2 separate regions of the Homo sapiens genome follow, and region 2 is linked to region 1. Evidence: read pairs that join two places in POLR2A ChIA-PET (ENCODE). Cell type or tissue: HCT116. All regions are shown on one strand. Each heading gives the region's core, and the rest is flanking DNA. Links, peaks and the distances in the headings are about the cores only.

The links. ChIA-PET counts read pairs that join two places held together with the same protein. Peaks named below come from ENCODE experiments on the same cell type or tissue, not always from the same donor. Only the 100,000 strongest peaks of a DNase experiment are listed, where the experiment ranks them.
Region 2: POLR2A ChIA-PET joins it to region 1 with 5 read pairs; 11 of 35 experiments call an interaction of 5 or more read pairs at or near these places.

What each region holds. Positions count from the first base shown.
Region 1 is chr19:45,482,320-45,489,135 of GRCh38, forward strand. RTN2 (reticulon 2) reads right to left here. Exons shown (of 11, transcript NM_005619.5): 7 at 6,529-6,667; 8 at 6,318-6,387; 9 at 6,152-6,198; 10 at 3,736-3,794; 11 at 2,975-3,470. The coding sequence ends at 3,389. Among named protein-coding and RNA genes, the nearest start is that of TRU-TCA1-1, 7.0 kb to the left of the region's middle. In HCT116, for the core only: CTCF peaks have their summits at 3,089 and 3,607 (motif pointing left); DNase peaks (open chromatin) are centred at 3,162 and 3,602; H3K4me3 peaks cover 1,150 bases; H3K27ac peaks cover 2,099 bases.
Region 2 is chr19:45,592,467-45,599,282 of GRCh38, forward strand. It overlaps GPR4 (G protein-coupled receptor 4), which reads right to left. Exons shown (of 2, transcript NM_005282.3): 2 at 1-231. Among named protein-coding and RNA genes, the nearest start is that of GPR4, 6.3 kb to the right of the region's middle. RefSeq lists enhancers at 4,910-5,547, 5,548-6,184. In HCT116, for the core only: no CTCF peak of the experiment used is centred there; no DNase peak of the experiment used is centred there; H3K27me3 peaks cover 59 bases.

The DNA of each region.
Region 1 (6,816 bases), core at 901-4,900:
TTGGCTCACTGCAAGCTCTGCCTCCCAGGTTCACGCCATTCTCCTGCCTCAGCCTCCCTAGTAGCTGGAACTACAGGCGCCCGCCACCACTCCCGGCTAATTTTTTTGTATTTTTAGTAGAGACGGGGTTTCACCGTGTTAGCCAGGATGGTCTCGATCTCCTGACCTCATGATCTGCCCGCCTCGGCCTCCCAAAGTGCTGGGATTACAGGCGTAAGCCACCGAGCCCGGCTTTTTTTTGAGATGGAGTTTCCCTCTTGTTGCTCAGGCTGGAGTGCAGTGGTGTGATCTCGGCTCACTGCAACTTCCGCCTCCCGGGTTCAAGCGATTTTCCTGCCTCAGCCTCCCAAGTAGCTGGGATTACAGGCATGCACCACCACGCCCGGCCAATTTTGTATTTTTAGTAGAGACATGGTTTCTCCATGTTGGTCAGGCTGGTCTCCAACTCCCGACCTCAGGTGATCCACGTGCCTTGGCCTCCTAAAGTGCTGAGATTACAGGCGTGAGCCACTGCGCCTGGCTGCACAAACATTTTAAACGTCAATATTTTTGTGTTTATTTTTACTATTGTCTTCTATTTCTGGCAAGCAATACTGGTTTCTGGTGGCAAGGTAACCTTTCTTCTTAAAATACATTTGTTATTATATTATTAAATATTAAACCAATTTTCAAGAAAAATATTAGATAAATAGCAGAACAGGTTGTAGAAAGATGAAGGTCATGTGGGGAATGACTGAGGTTTGGGAAACAATATTATAACTCCTTACTGTGCATTTATTATATGCCAGGCCCAATGCCAAGGGCTTTACATGTAGGTATAGTTATGGTTGACAGTTTTCTTCTTTTTCTTTTCTTTTTTTTTGAAACAGGGTCTTGCTCTGTCGCCCTGTCTGGAGTGCAGTGACACAATCTCAGCTCACTACAACCTCCACCTCCTTAGTTCAAGTGATTCTCCTGCCTCAGCCTCCCGTGTAGCTGGTCTTACAGGTGCCCACCACCACATCCGGTATTTTTAGTAGGGACGAGGTTTTACCATGTTGGCGAGGCTTGTCTTGAACTCCTGACCTCAGGTGATCCACCTTCCTTGGCCTCCCAAAGGCTGGGATTACAGGTGTGAGCCACTGCACCTGGCCTCTTTTTTTCTTACTTAATTTTTTTGTAGAGATGAGGTCTATGTTGCCCAAACTTGTCTCGAACTCCTGGCCTTAAGTGATCCTCCCTCCTTGGCCTTCCAAAGTGCTGGGATTGCAGACGTGAGCCATCGTGCCCGGCCTAATAAGTTTTCCATTTGAGGAAACTGAGGCTTTGAGAGATGAAGTCATATGCTCAAGGTCATACAGCGAAGGGGTAGTAGAGCCAGGATTCAAACCCAAGTCTGTGGATCTTTAGACCTCAGTGTTCTCCCAGTCTCCCCACGGGTCCCTTTGCTTCATCCTTTCCGAGTTTAGTTGTCTTTTTTGTTGTTGTTCTTGTTGTTGCTGTTTTTTGATAGAGTCTCGCCCTGTTGCCCAGGCTGGAGTGCAGCGGCATGATCCTGGCTCACTGCAACCTCTGCCTCCTGGGTTCAAGTGATTCTCCTGCCTCAGGCTCCCGAGTAGCTGGGATTACAGGTATGCGCCGCCACACCCAGCTAATTTTTGTATTTTTAGTAGAGATGGAGTTTCATCATGTTGGTCAGGCTGGTCTGGAACTCCTGACCTCAGTGATCTGCCCACCTTGGCCTCCCAAAGTGCTGGGATTACAGGCGTGAGCCACTACGCCCAGTATGTAGTTTTTTTGTGTTTTGTTTTTGTTTTTGTTTAGAGACAGGGTCTCCCTCTGTAACTCAGGCTGAAGTGCAGTGGTGTGATCATAGCTCTCTGTAACCTCGAACTCCTGGCCTCAAGCAATTTTCCTGTCTTAGCCTCCCAAGTACCTGGGACTACAGGCATGCACCACCACGCCCGGATAAATTTTTTTTTTTTTTAGAGACGGGGGTCTTGTTATGTTGCTCAGGGTGGTCTCGAACTTTTGGCCTCAAGTGATCTTCCCACATTGGCCTCCCGAAGTGTTGGGATCACAGATGTGAGTCATCATGCCAGGCCTCAGATTAGTGTTGAAACTGGAAGTCCAGGGAGGCCCTGTATTTGTTCCCGAGGCAATCAGGGTGGGGAGACGTGGGTGGATGAGAGAAGTTTGTGAGGCAGGATAGACACAGCATTGTGACTGATTGTTTGTGGGAGGTGAGTGTGTAGAAGTCCAGAGCCATACCTGGGTGTCTGGCCTGGTGACACCGTGGGCAGTGAAAACATCTCTGAGTTGGAAATCAGGTAGGATGAAGAAGACGTTTGGTTAGATTTAGGGTGGAAGGGGCATCCAGAGGCCGTTGGACACGTGGGTTTGGGCTCAGTTGAGGTGGCTGCACAGTAGGCAGGGTGTGGGATCCATTAGTGATGTCTGCCTTGAGCACAGGCATGGGAAGTGGCTGCCAAGGCTTGGCTAACCCTGGAATGGGTGGTCTGTCAGCATCTTCCCCTCAATCATTTCTTTCTTTTTTTTTTTTTTGAGACAGAATCTCGCTCTGTCGCCGAGGCTGGAGTGCAGTGGCGCAATCTTGGCTCACTACAACCTCCATCTCCCAGATTCAAGCGACTCTCATGCCTCAGCCTCCCGAGTAGCTGTGATTACAGGCATGCACCACCACACCCGGCTAAATTTTGTATTTTTAGTAGAGATGAGGTTTCACCATGTTGGCCAGGCTGGTCTTGAACTTCTGGTCTCAAGTGATCCGCCCTCCTCGGCCTCCCAAAGTGCTGGGATTACAGGCGTGAGCCACTGCGCCCGGCCTCCCCTCAATCATTTCATAACCTACACAGATGGCAGAGGGAGCTCCTTCTCCAGAGATGGGGAAGGTTCTCCTGGAGTGTCACTTAAGTGCCTTTCAGTGCAGAAAGGTGAACAACTGGAGGGTTCTGGAAGCACAAGAGGCCTCGGGTTTTCCACAGGAGTCTTTATTACAGTGTAAATCCAAGCTCAGGCCTCCCCTGGGCCCCATGCAAAGCCCCGGCGTTGGGGCTAGTAGCATCCAGGAGACACCAACGCCTCACGGCGCCTCCAGCGGCGGGTCCGGAAGTGCAGGGTGGTGCCCTGTCTAGGCAACTACAAGTCCCAGCAGGCCCCGCGGCCAAGGTGCCTCGTCTTTCCTGGACTCCTGGAGCAGAGCCTCTTGGGAAATGTAGTCCTGGTCGCTCAGGTAATTAGCGCAGAGTCCCTAGTGGGAGTGATCCTGACACCCACCGGGAAAAGGCTCGGGCCGAGGAGGGGGGTGGGTGGGAACGGACAAGAGATGGAGGGGGCCAGAGGGCTGCGGGGGCTGGGGGCAGGCGTCCTGCGGGCAGAGACACCGTTCTCATTCGGCTTTGGCTTTGGATCCGGAGACTGCGGCTGCTGCAGAGGCCAGGGCTCCGGTCCCTGGGATTTTAGCTCGGATCCTGAAGGAGAAACAGGTGGGATCACGAGGTGGGGCAAGAGACGCGGGGTGGGCATCTGGGGACAACGGGGAAAGCTGGGTGGGAAACTGACCAAGAGCCCGAAGCCAGCTCCTGCCCTCCACCTAGTGGCCTACATTGGAATTGCCTCCTCAGCCTTTTCAAGGGGACATTACCCCAGGAGATTTGCGGACAGCGAGAGTAGAAAGGAAAGGTTCCCAAGCTCCCCCACTTCCCCCTCCCATCGACCTCCGCCCCATGCTCTTACTTAGCTTTGATGTGGCTCAACTGATTGGTCACCAACCCCACATATTGGTCGATCTGAGCCTGGGGAGACCAAAGAAAGGTGAAAGAAGGGATTGGAGGGGTTTCTTCTCTTTAGTCACATAGGAGGCTGCTTCCTCCCCAACCTCCAAATTAGGAGTTGTGAAGAGTGGCCCACCACGCCACCCCCGGCTCTAAACTTCATAGAATACATTAGATGCCAGAGATGCCAGTTATAGGGTCAGTGAGTTGGGCCATACTCTGTATGGAGAGTGATGTCAGGTGGAACGCACAAGTATCTGGCAGTGAGGCCGTGTCCTGGGCACGATGGTTAATCTTTGAGTGAGTTTGCATACGTGTGTGTTGTGGGGTAGGGTGAGAACAGAAGGCACTGGCATTGGTCACCGAGTCCCTGAGTGGATTGATTTATATACTCGTGTTTTTTAAAAAATTATTTATTTATTTGTATTTATTTTTTTGAGACAGGGTCTCGCTCTGTCACCCAGCCTGGAGTGCAGTGGCATGATCTCGGTTCTCTGCAACCTCAGCCTCCTGAGTTCAAGCGATTCTCCTGCCTCAGCCTCCCGAATAGCTGGGATTACAGGTGTGCACCAACATGCCCGGCTAATTTTTGGATTATTTATTTATTTTTTTCTTGTTCTTTTTTTTTTCTTTTTCTTTCTTTCTTTTTTTTTTTTTCCTGAGACGGAGTCTTGTTCTGTGGCCCAGGCTGGACTGCAGTGGTGCAATCTCAGCTCACTGCCACCACTGCCTCCCGGGTTCAAGCGATTCTCCTGCCTCAGCCTCCCGAGTAGCTGGGATTACAGGTGGACACCACCAAGCCTTGCTAATTTTTGGATTTTTAATACAGACAGGGTTTTACCATGTTGGCCAGGCTGGTCTCGAACTCCTGACCTCAAGTGATCCGCCTGCCTCAGCCTCCCAAAGCTGGGATCACAAGCGTGAGCCACCATGCCCAGCCTTTTTTTTTTTTTTTTTTTTTTTTTTTTTAGATAGGGTCTTGCTCTGTTGCCCAGGCTGGAGTGCAGTGGCATGATCACAGCTCACTGCAGCCTCTACCTCCTAGGGTTCAACTCATCCTCTTGCTTCAGCTTTCAGAGTAACTGGGACTATAGGTGTGTGCCACCACACCTGGCTAGTTTTTAACCTTTTTGTAGAGATGGGGGTCTTACTATGTTGCCGAGGCTGGTCTTGAACTTCTGGCCTCAAGCAATTCTCCTGTCTCAACCTCCCAAAGTGCCGGGATTACAGTTGTGAGCCACTGTGCCTGGCCTGATTTAAATACAGTTTAATTGTGAGTCTTGGTGATTCCAGCCTGTGAAGGACAGAGTTAGGACTAACTGGCAGGGCATATTATCATGTGGCTCCCAGCTGTGCTGGAGAAGGGGCTGTCAGTCCATCCGCCTGTCTCTGGATAGGATGGATGTCAGCAGTCCTGCTAATGTCAGTCTTGTGGGCAACAGCCATCCCACTCTTGATTTTATTTTTATGTTTTTATTTTTTATTTTTTGGTTTTTTTTTTTTTTTTTTTTGAGACAGACTCTTGCTCTGTCACCCAGGCTGGAATGCAGTAGCATTTAACTGACATGTCAGTTAAAATCAAGAGTGAAGGCCAATCTCAGCACTTTGGGAGGCCAACGCGGGCAGATCACCTGAGGTCGGGAGTTGGAGACCAGCCTGGCCAGCATGGTGAAACCCGGTCTCTACTAAAAATACAAAAAATTAGCCAGGCATGGTGGCAGGCACCTGTGATCCCAGCTACTCGGGAAGCTGAGGCAGGAGAATCGCTTGAACCTGGGAGGCAGAGGCTGCAGTGAGCCAAGATCGTGCCACTGCACTCCAGTCTGGGCAACAGAGCGAGACTCCATCTCAAAAAAAAAAAAAAAAAAAGGCAGCAAAGGCTAGGCACAGTGGCTCACGCCTGTAATCCCAGCACTTTGGGAGGCCAAGGTGGGCAGATCACTTGAGGTTAGGAGTTTGAGACCAGCCTGGCCAGCATGGCAAAACTCCGTCTCTGCTAAAAATACAAAAATTAGCCGGGCACGGTGGCCATATGCCTGTAATCCCAGCTACTCAGAGATTGAGGCAGGAGACTTGCTTGAGCCCAGGAAACGGAGGTTGCAGTGAGCCGAGATCACACCACTGCACTCCAGCCTGGGCAACAGAGCAAGACTCTGTCTCAAAGAAAACCCAAAACAAAACAAAAACAAACAAAAAGCCTGTCCCTGGCTGATGCTGATAAGACATGTTACTTAGACTCTGGTTGTATTGGGAAGGTGCTGCAGCCAGGACACCTGTGTCTGGCCGGGACATCTGTCAATGGGACCCCGGTTCTGGAAGGAGATGGTCAGACCCCCATGTTTAGCTGGGGTGCTGACAACTGAGGGTGTCACACTCACCTGGTGCTGCCGGTACAGCAGGGGGATGGTGAATAGACCAATCACTCCTGTGGGTACAGAGATGGGGGCGTCAGGGTGTTCCCAAGAGATGAACAGTTCCATCTGGAGCCCTGTCCCCCACCAGACTCCAAGTCCCCATTTGCCCCTTACGGCCTTCCCAGCTCACCCAGAATGAGAAGAGTCAAACCATTGAAGATGGCACCCACGAAGGTCAAGATGTAGAAGAGGAGGGCCAGCTGGGGGTGAAGGTCAGGGTCAGCAGAGCCCACCGGGAATTCCCTCTCATGCTGTGAATTTACCCAACAGTCGCCCTCCCACCCCCTAGCCATGCAGAGGTGAATGGGGGAACCCAGGAGGGGCTGAGAGCTCCAGGCCACCTTGAGGGAATCCACGAGGTCTTCTACCAGGAAGAAGTGCCGCAGCTGCGTGGCCGCCGAGACCACGCGGGAGGTGATCTGGTGGGACAAACGTTCCGTCTGCTCCCGAGTCAGGGTGAGGTCCACATCCAGGTAGGCCCTGCGGGGACAAAGGAGTGTGGGGCGACTCAGTGGGTGACCAGCTCAGACTGGTGCAGGGGCAGCTGAAACAAGGGAGAGGAATGGCGGTTGGGAGAAGACCAGAGTTAGGACTGAGGGGCAGCTCAGAGGAATCATATGTAGAGGGCT
Region 2 (6,816 bases), core at 909-4,908, 110 kb after region 1:
AAGGTTCTGGAAAAGGAGGTGTCTGGCACAGGGTGGACAAAGATAAAAGGCTCGGTCTGTGGACGGCAGGAAGGAGTCTTAGGAAACAGGAAGGAGGTGAGTAAGGTCTAGATCAGAGGTAAGTTTGGGGACGGAAGGGAAATTTCAATGGGGGCAGGGGAGGGACTCCAGACTGGTCCTGGTGGGGGCTGAGGGATTGGGATGAAGTCAGTTCACCGCTGACTGCAGTGCCTGTTGGGAGAGAGGACAGCAGTGAGGGAGTCATGGACACTCCAACCTTCTTCTCCCCACACTCCTCACCATAATTGCTGTGAACTGCAGAGACTGGACACCCCAACAATGCCTACTTCAGCCCCATCCTAAGCAACCACTCTCTGAAAACACAGATTTGAGGTGTCAGGCATATTTTCCCCTGACAGATATTAGAATAAAGACCCAACTCAGGCCGGGTGCAGTGGCTCATGCCTGTAATCTCAACACTTTGGGAGGCCGAGGTGGGAGGTTCGCTTGAGCCTAGGAGTTCAAGACCAGCCTGGGCAATGCAGTGAGACCCAGTCTCTACAAAAAATAAAAATAAAAATATTAGCCAGGTGTGGTGGTACATACCTGTAGTCACAGCTACTGGGGAGGCTGAGGTAGGAGGATCACTTGATCCCAGGGGATTCAGGCTGTAGTGAGCTATAATCACACCACGGCACTCCAGCTTGGGCAACAGAGTGAGACCCTGTCTCAAAAAAAAAAAAAAAAAAAAAGGTAGGGTGTGGTGGCTCGCACCTGTAATCCCAGAACTTTGGGAGGCCGAGGCAGGCAGATCACGAGGTCAGGAGTTCAAGAACAGCCTGGCCAACATGGTGAAACCCCATCTCTACTAAAAATACAAAAATTAGCTGGATGTGGTGGCACGTGCCTGTAATCCCAGCTACACAGGAGGCTGAGGCAGGAGAATTGCTTGAAACCAAAAGGCGGAGGTTGCAGTGAGCTGAGATCGCACCACTGCACTCCAGCCTGGGCAAAAGAGTAAAACTCTGTCTCAAAAAAAAAAGAAGAAAAGAAAAAAAAGAAAAAAAAAAGGAAAGAAAGAAAGAGAAAAAGGGAAAAAAATGACCCAACTCAGATTTTAGCATTTTCCTGCAGAATTCCTGTAAAACTGGCACAGGTATCATATCATGCTTCAGGAAATGCCAGACTAGTCTAACTCTATCATGTCACAGACAGGGAGAAGGGGCCCAGAGAGGCTGAGTCACCTCCCTAAGGATGCACAGCATGGCAGCAATAGGGCCAGGGCTGGGGCCAGCCTCCCACTCCTTACCCAAGAATCCCATTCTTGTCAACAAGGATAATAACAGCAAACGTTAATTGAGCCCTACTACATAGCAGATCCCATTCCAGGCATTTTTATGCATATTATTTCTTTTTATTTATTTATTTTTTGAGACAGGGTCTTGCTCTTTTGTCCAGACTAGAATGCAGTAGCACGATCACAGCTCACAGCAGCCTCAACCTCCTGGGCTTCCAGTGATCCTCCTGCCTCAGCCTCCCAAGTAGCTGGGAACACAGGCATGCACCACCATGCCTGGCTTAAAAAAAAAAAAAAAAAATATATATATATATATATATATATATATATAAAATAGATGCAGGTCTTCCTGTGTTGCCCAGGCTGGTCTCTTGAACTCCTGAGCTCAAGAGATCCTTCCCTGTAATCGCAGCACTTTGGGAGGCTGAGGCGGGCGGATCATGAGGTCAAGAGATCAAAACCATCCTGGCCAAAATGGTGAAACCCTGTCTCTACTAAAAATACAAAAATTAGCTGGGCATGGTGGCGCACACCTGTAGTCCCAGCTACTCAGGAGGCTGAGGCAGGATAATCGCTTGAACCTGGGAGGCGAAGGTTGCAGTGAGCTGAGATCACGCCATTGCACTCCAGCGGGGGTGACAGAGCCAGACTCCGTCTCAAAAAAAAAAAAAAAAAAAAAGAGATCCTCCCACCTTGGCCTCCCAAAATGCTAGGATTATAGGAGTGAGCCACCATGCCCGGCCAATTTATGGATATTACTTCTTTGAAATTTTCAAGACTCCTATGAGGAAAGTAGTTGTTCTTTCTCTTTGACAAACTGAGGCACAGAGCTGTTCCAAGACCTGTCCAAGGTCCTGATGTCTAGAGTGCAGCCATCTCTGCTCTCAGTCCTCATCTCCAGCCTGTGCTTCAGTTTCCACCCCAGAATAACTGGACAGGCCAGGCACAGTGGCTCATGCCTGTAATCCCAGCACTTTGGGAGGCCAAGGCGGGAGGATCGCCTGAGGTCAGGAGTTCAAGATCAGCCTGGCCAACATGGTGAAACCCTGTCTCTACTAAAAATACAAAAATTAGCTGGGCGTGGTGGCACATACCTGTAATCCCAGCTACTCGGGATGCTGAGGCGAGAGGATTGCTTGAGCCCAGGAGGCAGAGGTTGCAGTGAGCTGAGATAGCATCACTGCACTCCAGCCTGGGAGACAAGAGAGGAACTCCATCTCAAAAAAAAGAAGTCCAGGCACGGTGGCTCACGCCTGTAATCCCAGCACTTTGGGAGGCCAAGGCGGGAGGATCACCTGAGGTCGGGAGTTCGAGACCAGCCTGACCAACATGGAGAAGCCCTGTCTCTACTAAAAATACAAAATAAGCTAGGTGTGGCGGCACATGCCTGTAATCCCAGCTACTTGGGAGGCTGAGGTGGGAGAATTGCTTGAACCCGGGAGGCAGAGGTTGCAGTGAGCTGAGATGGTGCCATTGCACTACAGCCTGGGCAACAAGAGCGAACTCCATCTCTAAATAAATAAATAAATAAATAAATAAATAAATAAATAAATAAAAAATAACTGGACAGAAAAGGGCCCTGGGCTGCCAGTGGGGACTGGGAACCAAAGCTGCAGAGGAGTAAGGGAAAGGGGAGAGCCAGGAGCTGCTGGGAACAGTCAAGGTCAAGATCAAGATCAGGGAGCATGGGGAAGCCCTGGGGTTAGCGCCAGCAGTCTCCTCCCTCAGGGACCACTCTCTTCACTGTCTCTGCCCTTTCCCCCGCAATTTTCCTGAGTGAGAACCTTGAGCCTGTCACCCACTTTGTTCTGGGAAGATCTGCATACACAGGGCAAAGGATATTCATGGACCAAGCCCCTGACTATCATCAACCCCGCAGAGAAGCAGAGCCAAGTCCAGAGTCACAGGCAGCTTCAGGAGCCATTCCATCCAGGGGTCTTTTGGTTTAGTTCTTTTGGACGTGAAACCTGGCTTTTTTTTTTTTTCCCCCAACAAGATCTTAACCAGAAACCAATCTAAAACAGTGAAAAGGGTGAGCTGCTAGCTGCTCTGGTGAAACAAGGTGGGGGTGGAGAGGCCACCTCTGAAGAATCCCCAGGATGCACTTTTAAAACATGTTAAAAATGGAGTTTAAGGTGGAGTCTATTGACAAATGAGGAAACCAATCCCCAGAGAGGGGACGGAAGGAGGTCCATGGGAGCCTCCCAGATGCCAGAGCATCTTTCCATGGGAAAGTCCTCTGGGCTCCACCTCCCCAGTGCTTCCTGAATCTGTGTGCGTCTCTCTCAAACGCCTGCCACTGTCCACTCTGCGTCAGCATCAGCGTCATCACTCGCTGGGATCATTGCAGTAGCATCACCATTGCTTTTCTGGGCTACTCTGGCTTCCTTCAAATCACTTCCCATATGGCAGCCAGAAAGATCTTTCTTTTCTTTTCTTCTTTTTTTTTTTTTTTTTGAGATGGAGAGTTTCACTCTTGTCACCTAGGCTGGAGTGCAATGTCCCAATCTTGGCTCACCACAACCTCTACCTCCCGGGTTCAAGTGATTCTCCTGCCTCTTCCTCTGGAGTAGCTGGGATTACAGGCATGCGTCACCACGCTCAGCTAATTTTGTATTTTTAGTAGAGACAGGGTTTCTCCATGTTGGTGAGGCTGGTCTCGAACTCCTGACCTCAGGTGATCCACCCACCTTGGCCTCCCAAAGTGCTGGGATTACAGGCGTGAGCCACCGCGCCCGGGCAAGATCTTTCTATCATGAAAATCAGCTCTTTCTTTTCTTCTTTTCTTTTCTTTCTTTCTTTCTTTTTTTTGAGACAGGGTCTCACTCTGTCATGCAGTAGTGCAATCTTGACTCACTGCAGTCTTGACCTCATGGGCTCAAGCCATCCTCCCACCTCAGCCTCGTAAGTGGCTGGGACTACAGGTGTGTGCCACCACACCTGGCTAATCGTTCTATTTTTTGTGGAGATGGGGTTTCCCCATGTTGCCCAGGCCGGTCTCCAACTCCTGGGCTCAAAAGATCTTCCTGCCTTGGCCTCCCAAAGTGCTGGGATTACAGGCATGAGCCACCACATGCAGCCTAGTTCTTGTTACTTCCCTGCTTGAAACCCTCCAATGGCTTCTGAATGGACTTGCGGTAAAATCCAGACTCCTCATCCGGAGTCACAAGGTTCTGTCTGACCTGCTGGGGCAGCCTAGCCAATCTCACTCACCTCTCCTTCCTGCCTCAGCAGTCTCAAGGCCAGTGAGTGACCTTCTTTCCAGCCTCAAACCTTTGCACACTTACCATACTCTCAGTCTGGAATGCTCTTTTTTTTTTTTGGAGACAGAATCTTACTCTGTCGCCCAGGCTGGAGTGCAGTGGCACGATCTCGGCTCACTGAAACCTCCGCCACCTGGGTTCAAGTGAGTCTCCTGCCTTGGCTTCCTGAGTAGTTGGGATTACAGGTGTGCACCACCATGCCCAGCTAATTTTTGTATTTTTAGTAGAGATGGGGTTTTACCATGTTGGCCAGGTTGGTCTCGAACTCCTGTTCTCCAGTGATCCACCCACCTTGGCCTCTCAAAGTGCTGGGATTACAGATGTGAGCCACTGCTCTTCCTTCAGATAGTCTGAGTAGCTCCGTTCCCTCCTTCACTTCCTCGGGAGTCCCTCTCCATTCAGTCCCCGACTCTCCCCTGCCCCAGGACCCTCTCCTCACATCACCCTGTTTTGTTTGTGTCTGTCTGCCTAGAATAGGTTGTCCAGGAGGGCAGAGACTTTGTGTGCCTTGTTGACTGCTGTATCCCCAGCATCCAGGACAGGCCCAGCATACAGTAGGTGCTCAATAAATTACCAAGGTCATGGTCAGGGAGCACAGAGCCATTTGCCAATGGCAAAAACCATTCCAGAAGCTTTGCAGAGGCCAGAGGCATGGAGTAAAAACATACTCTCTGCCCATGAGGCTGCCCCACCCCACCCCAGGCTCAAACAAGGGCATGGGGAGGAGGGGGAAGGGAGGGAGAGGAGTCCATTCCCAGGGGAAGAGGTGGTCAGGGGAGAGCTGGAAAGGGCAAGATCTATCCGCTTCTTAATTGACTTTGAAAGGTCAGGGCTGAGTCGTGCTCAGTAAGTCCTGCCCCCTGTGGGGTCCTCAGCGGCAGAGCTGCCTCCCCCACCCCAGACTCTTGGGCAGAAGCTTGTGGGTCCTGTGGAGATGGGATGGGTGGGGGCGTACTCCAGGCTGGAACAGTGTGATCCAGTCCCTCCCTTCCACTTGAAACCTCCCACCCAGACCAAGTCACTCAAAATAACCTCCCTCCCCTCTCCTCTGCCCTCTCTCTCCCCATCTCTCTGCCCCTAGTCTCTCCCTTCCTCCTGTGACATTTAGAGAATTAGGTCTCCAGGAGCCTCAGTTTCTCCCTTCTGTAAAAGGGGGCACAGGCTTTATAGTCATCACATCACAGACCGGAACGTCCTTGCTAGAATGCGATATCAGCTCCGTAACATGCAGTATTTGAACGATTATTATTATTCCACGGGGACTAGGGGGCTGAGACAAGAAATAAACCGGTTCTTCATGGCAGGAGACACCCACCGAGGGCTAGAAGTCCCCTTTGCCCCACTTTCTATCGACCCCCAGGGCTCTGCTGACCTAACTCGGGTACCCGGGCAGGAGACACTTCCGGCAGCCAGAGGAGGAAATACACTTCCCATTGCTAATTTCCTCAAGGGGGAACCGGTCCAGCTCTCACCCCTCCTCCCTCCCACCCCTCCTCCCCAACCTGCTGGCATCTTGCGGATGCTGGACATGGGGGGGAGGGGTGCCCAGACAGCCCTCTCTTCTTCCCCACGTGAGATCTGCCCAACGTGGAAACCCCAAAAGTCAGCATGGAACGTCAGACTCTTAGAACGCCACAGTGCAGCCGACGTATGTGTGGCAGCTGGGAGTGTGAGGCTATTTCTGACCCCTTCCTGGTACAGATGGGGAAACCGAGGCCCGCAGCAGCAAGGCAGTTGTCTAAGTCACTTGATGTCTCAAGACTGGGCAAACCTCCTGTCGCTGTTAACTAAACAGCTTCCCTTCCCCTGAGGTTTTTCTCTTCACTCTCTGAACTTCTGTAATTTTTCTCAAGTCTTTCTGAGCGTCTCTGGCCCCTCTGAGAACCTACTAGAAGATACGACCTTCTCCCCACAAAGAAAGCAAGCGACCTTCCATCACCTGATCCCCATAACCCCGTTCCCCTTCCAGGACCCTCTCTGGTTGGGATCTAAGTTCTGCCCCTTAGGCTCTGTTGAGGGGGTAAACCCCCAAATCTCACATCCACAAGAAGCTCCCCCTGTCTGTCCCACAGGCCCCCACTTCTTGGGTCCCTGCTGGCCCCTTCCAGAGAGTCGGGGGGAAGAGAAATATACCCAAGGATGGAGAGATGGTGGGGGGACAGGAAAGACTAGGAAGACCTGGCCCCCCCAACTTTAGCAGCCTCGGCTGCCGCATCCTGCCAGCCACCCCAAAATCCAGCAAAGCTGAAAAACTTG